Regions from separate parts of the Homo sapiens genome. Here region 2 is linked to region 1. The links are chromatin loops, found by intact Hi-C in ENCODE. Cell type or tissue: OCI-LY7. All regions are shown on one strand. Each heading gives the region's core, and the rest is flanking DNA. Links, peaks and the distances in the headings are about the cores only.

What was found. Peaks named below come from ENCODE experiments on the same cell type or tissue, not always from the same donor. Only the 100,000 strongest peaks of a DNase experiment are listed, where the experiment ranks them.
Region 2: a loop joins it to region 1, with 5 times the contacts of the local background. A loop is called at or near these places in 72 of 110 quality-filtered maps.

The regions. Positions count from the first base shown.
Region 1 is chr6:159,041,385-159,044,302 of GRCh38, reverse strand. It overlaps TAGAP (T cell activation RhoGTPase activating protein), which reads left to right. Exons shown (of 10, transcript NM_054114.5): 2 at 99-183; 3 at 272-325; 4 at 648-714; 5 at 2,059-2,225; 6 at 2,788-2,918. The coding sequence starts at 157. It overlaps TAGAP-AS1 (TAGAP antisense RNA 1), which reads right to left. Exons shown (of 5, transcript NR_183546.1): 5 at 1,247-2,505. Among named protein-coding and RNA genes, the nearest start is that of TAGAP, 2.1 kb to the left of the region's middle. RefSeq lists enhancers at 1,609-1,878, 2,452-2,918. In OCI-LY7, for the core only: CTCF peaks have their summits at 1,318 and 1,533 (motif pointing left); DNase peaks (open chromatin) are centred at 732, 1,092 and 1,552; H3K4me3 peaks cover 2,500 bases; H3K27ac peaks cover 2,500 bases.
Region 2 is chr6:159,133,598-159,136,515 of GRCh38, reverse strand. No RefSeq gene overlaps it. Among named protein-coding and RNA genes, the nearest start is that of FNDC1, 34 kb to the left of the region's middle. In OCI-LY7, for the core only: a CTCF peak has its summit at 1,568 (motif pointing right); a DNase peak (open chromatin) is centred at 1,615; H3K4me3 peaks cover 410 bases.

The sequences.
Region 1 (2,918 bases), core at 198-2,697:
AAATAAATAGTTTCAAACTCTGTGCTTTGGCAAAGTGGCGCTGAAAGTGGCCTACTGTGTGAGTCCCTCCTAACTCCTTTCCATGTGATTCGTTGTAGACAGAGGCACAGCCACACGGGAGTGAAATCCACCCCTGGACAGTCAGCCGCAATACTGATGAAGCTGAGAAGCAGCCACAATGCTGTGAGTGCCCCTCTCACATTCATTCATTCACGTTTCCTACAGGCAAGGGCCAAAAGATATTTACCTAATTTTATTTTTTCTCTTTTAGTCAAAAACACTAAACGCCAATAATATGGAGACACTAATCGAATGTCAATCAGAGGTAAGAAAGCAATTTTTAAGACTTTTTATCTGTACTGTGAGAAGGTGGAAAACTTTGTTTTAATTGAATATTATTTGGGTTGAATAGTAATTATAAGAGTAGTAAACTAACATCACACATGTAGTAAATTAAGCACATTAATTAGGATCTTATATGATGACAATCAAGACCTTAATATTGCTTCTAGAAGCTAGAAAAAACATCAATGCACTCTACTGACTTCATTTTTAATATGAATAAAATGCTGTATGTGTGTTTTGTGGGGAAAGACTCGATAGGTTTCTTCAGTCACTATATTTAACTGAAATAAAAATGTTTTTAGGGTGATATCAAGGAACATCCCCTGTTGGCATCATGTGAGAGTGAAGACAGTATTTGCCAGCTCATTGGTGAGTTTTAAAAACATACCGATCTTTTATGTAAGTGCTAACAACCAGTGCTCTTGGTTTGCAAAACCACAGCGCTTTTACTCTACTAGGAATTTTTTTGTATAAGTTGTTCTGTTAAAGACCGCAGAACATTAACCCTTAAATGGCAGGTATGCTCCAACTCACTAGAGCAGGGAGTGCTGGGAAAGGAAAGAGCCTCTCCATAGAGAATCCCCAGTTCTGCCAAGCGTTTTTAATGCGGTTCAATCTCCTGGCCATGTATGTTTCGACAATTAGCATGCACACATTTGAAAAACACACAGTGTCTTTTCCATTTTCTTCCTTCTCTTATGGAGAATGCATCCAAGAGCCTATGAAGCAACTGTTGCTGATCTCAAATCCCAAAGGACCCACCATTCACTCTCAACTTTTTTCATAATGCATTTCATTATAGCGTAACCCTGACCCAGTTCTCCTGAACCATAAAGACAGGCCACTTCTTTCTCATCATGCTTCCACTTGCCAATCTGAAATGTATAGAAACAGATGCCAATGCATTTAGAAAATATAGCCTTTATAATTAGTAAGAAAGGAGAAGGAAGGAAGGAAGGAAAAGAAAAGAAAGAAGGAAATGTTTGAGATTGCAATATCCATTGCACACACATCTTGTGGATTTCAGAAGGACAGAATATCTTGATAACGTTTTGCTGATAATTCCCAGTTGCCAGATCTAGGTTCAAGGCTTCCCGCAGCGATTCGTATTTGCCTCTGTCCTAAAGCAGCAACCTGGAAAACCCAAGGTGACCAGTCACCTGGAAGGAAAAATGGTGTTAGCTCCCTCTAGTGGCTGTTTAGTGCCTGCGTGGCTGCAAAGGGTTGGAGCCAGCCCTGCTATGTGCCTTCGAAAAGATATTCAGCAAGTCACTTCCTCACCTTTTAAGTTTCGTTTTCTTCGCCAGTTAAAGGAGGAAATCAAAATAATCTATTTCATATCAGAAATTTCCTCTATAGTTATTCAGGCCAGTAGGTTAAGATGGTTGTTTATGATCAGCACAGTTAGGTTTTGCTAATTTTCTGTAGCAAACAGCTGGAAAGAGTGAAAACAGGAAAGGTGGAGGCCTTGAGGAACTCTGGTGTTGCTGTTTAGGGAACTGGTTGCCCTGGTAACAGTGTGGTTGTTTATCGGTTGGTTTTTCTAGATTAAGATTCACGCCCTTTGCTTTCTCAAGTTTTCAAAATTATTTTTCTCACATCGCATACTATTGACCACATTATGCGGCCAACGATACCCATTTTCTTACCTGGATCTTTGCTTCTTAACACTGTAGTCTAATTTTTCTCGTTGCCTTGTTTTCTTGGCTGTAGAAGTTAAGAAGAGAAAGAAGGTGCTGTCCTGGCCCTTTCTCATGAGAAGGCTCTCCCCTGCATCAGATTTTTCTGGGGCTTTGGAGACAGACTTGAAAGCATCGCTATTTGATCAGCCCTTGTCAATTATCTGCGGTGACAGTGACACACTCCCCAGACCCATCCAGGTAGGCGTGCATTCTCTCATAAACCTACTTCAGTTTTCAGTTGGACATGCAAAATACTCGGGAAATCTGAATGTCATTCTCCTATTAAGTTTGTAGGGACTGATCTTCCATATTTTCCACTCTTCAACATGGCACTCCCACATACGCGTGCAGTCAGAAGAATATCTGACTGCTTCCATTCCAGAAATTGAAATTAGTTGTATTTGCCAATGAGCTCAGAGCTATGGTCCCGCCATTCCTCTGACTTCACAGAGTGGAGAATGCTGAAGATTTGTAGCTTCTGAAAAGTCAAAAGGGGGAAACAGAATATAGACTTTGTGATCTGAAATCCAATGTTCATATGGAAGTATTTGAAAGGAGAGAGCTCCAAAGTGATTTTAGAAAGTGCAAAATTAGAGCTTTCACAATTTGCCTCCTCTTAGAAAAATAGCAGGGTTGAGGAAGGCCATTGACAGCAACTGGACTGAAAGCAAAATCTGACATCAATATTCCTGTTAAGACTATCTCAGTATACTAAAGAAGAAGGGTAACCCTTTCCTGTTCCTATTGCTGTTTCCTTTAGGACATTCTCACTATTCTATGCCTTAAAGGCCCTTCAACGGAAGGGATATTCAGGAGAGCAGCCAACGAGAAAGCCCGTAAGGAGCTGAAGGAGGAGCTCAACTCTGGGGATGCGGTGGATCTGGAGAGGCT
Region 2 (2,918 bases), core at 108-2,607, 92 kb before region 1:
GCACATATGTGTGTGCACACAGACACACGTGCACGCCTGCATACATGCATGTGCACACACTGGTGTATGCACAGACTGTGCACAAGCAGGCACACACTTCCATGGCGGCAGTGCTTTGGCACGTGCAGCCCCATTGGTGACGGGTCCCCTGGCCTGGCCAGCCACAATAAGAGCTTGCTGCTTTCCAAGCCAAGGCAAATCGTCAGCGCTGGTGGCAGAGAAATTGCTCTCCAGCTCTGAGAGAAGGAAACCCCAGCCTCGGGGATTGGGGGGTTTGATTCTTCCCAAAGAGCCCTTATATGCTATAAGACCTCATGAGCAGTGTGTCTTTCAGGCCACCCTCCTCCTGAGGCTCATATGCCATATTCTCCCACACAGAAATGAGCAGTGACCCCTGGACAGATACACCTGAGACAAGGAGGACTGGGGCTTCCTTCTTGACTTCCTAGGAGACTTTCAGAAAGGTTACTGCTGGGATACAAAGAATGAAAACAATGAAAAACAGTGACAGCTTTGCCTTGCTACACTATCCGTTAATTATTTACATTTCCATATACGTCTCTCCTCTCCCCACTGCATGTAATTATAAGCTGTTCTTGGGCAAGAATCACATAATTTTAATATTGTTAAGCAAAATGCTACAGACAACATGAAATACATTGTGACTTGAATCAACATGAAAAGAAGTAATTAATCTCAATGTCGATTATTTTTAAGTGATTACAGATCCAGTCTCCACCGATAAAAGGAAGCAAAGAGTGGAGTTCATCAATACCAAAATAGATTTTCTTGAATCCAGACAATTTGGATGGCCTGGTGGAGAGAATGCAGGACTGGGAGTTTGAACACCTGCTCTATGTGTGCATTCCTGGGTCTGCCCTCAATCAAATACATGATGCTGCTACACTGACATATTCATCTGGACCTCAGTTGCATCATTTGTTGTTCACACAAGCTCAACACTTGACCCAGTGTTAAAGGGAAAACCTGCAGACCTCCACATTTGAATTACTTCATTTTTACTGTAATAACACATAAAAATACACAATTATAAAATAAGGTGTAAGCTGGACATATAGCGCTTAAGTATCACCAAAGTACATTTTTAAAGTAATTAGTAACAACACTAAAATCATTAGAGTTCAATTGGCCAAACTAACATGAGAGAGGATGTCGCATTTCTGAAACTGAATTGCCACCCATCACTGAAGGTGGACTGAAGGCACAAGCCTTTTGCGCTGGGCTTGCTTATTCCATAGTGTGCTGCGGTTTTCGAACTGCAAAACTTTTACTGGTACAGGGAGCCCAGGCTGTGCTGGCAAATGTGAAAACAGAACTGCAGTGCAGGACGTGATTGGAAAGCAATCATCCACATCTCCCATAAGATGCTTATATTTTCACTTTCATCAAAATTTAAACCAATTTTTAATCTTGTAAAGAATTCAGAGGCTTTCCAGATTGTGTCACAATAGTCTAGCTGGGGAAACTCTGTAATCACAGACCTGTAAGGACCTTCAAGATTTAACAATCCATTCTGCTCAAATTTAACCTTGTGGGAATCGTAGAAACATCCACTGCAGGGCATGGATCTACCACCAGAGGGAAACAGAGAGCCATCGTGGTAAAGAAGTGGTGGCAATAGCGACAGCCTCCTCCCTGTTGGCAAAGAGCTACTTGGGCCAAGCTGCACGGCCATTCTCCCCCATGGATCCTAAAACAGTTCAACTACAATATGCATGTGGTGGGTATGCAACTAATACATACAAACTCATTCCTTTAGTCAAATAAGAGGGTTCTCTCTTTTTATTATTTTCTCTTGATTTACTTGTTTATTGAGCAAACTTTGAGTGCCTATTGTGTGCAAGAAAAGGCAAGTCTGGGTGTGCACTCAGGACTCAGGCTGCCCACAGAAATCTGAATTGATTTCTAACCCGAGCTGAGGTGACAGCTCTCAGAGGTTCTGTCTCCAAAATTCCCTAGTGAGGATCTTCGCAAAGCGCAGGGTCTTTGCGGTGGAAAGGCGGGAGGGTGTTTGAAACAGCAACAGGAGATAAGCGGGGTGTGTGGCTGAGCTGGGAAAGGAGGGGGCATGCTGCTTCGGCTGCGACCAGGATTCGTCTCTATAGAAAATAATCTGTCTGAAATACCATTCGGCCCAGCAATCCCATTTACTGAGTATACACCAAAAGGAATAGAAATCGTTCTGCCATAAAAACACATGCATGTGTGTATACATTGCAGCACTGTTCACAATAGCAAAGACGTGGAATCAACGTAAATGCCCACCAATGGTAGACTGGATAAAAAAAAATGTGGTCCATATACACCATGGAACACTATGCAGCCATAAAAAGGAACAAGATCATGTCCTTTGCAGGGACGTGAATGGAGCTAGAGGCCATTATCCTTAGCAAACTAATGCAGGAACAGAGAACCAAACAAGGCATGTTCTGACTTAGAAGTGGGAGCTAAATGTTGAGGACACATAGAGGGGAACAAGAGACACGGGCCTATCGGAGGGTGGAGAGTGGGAGGACAAAGATCAGGAAAAATAACTAATAGATACTAGGCTTAGTACCTGGGTGATGAAATAATCTGTACAACAAACCTGCATAGTTTATCTGTATAACAAACCTGGACATGTTCCCCTGAACCTAAAATGAAAGTTACATTTAAAAAAGAGAAAGAAAGAAAGAGAGAGAGAGAAAGAAAGAAAGAAAGAAAGAAAGAAAGAAGAGAAAGAAAGAAAGAAAGAAAGAAAGAGAAAGAAAGAAAGAAGAGAAAGAAAGAAAGAAAGAAAGAAAGAAAGAAAGAAAGAAGGAAAGAGAAAGAAAGAAAGAAAGAAAGAAAGAAAGAAAGAAAGAAAGAAAGAAAGAAGGAAAGAAAGAAGGAAAGAAGGAAAGAAAGAAAGAAAGAAA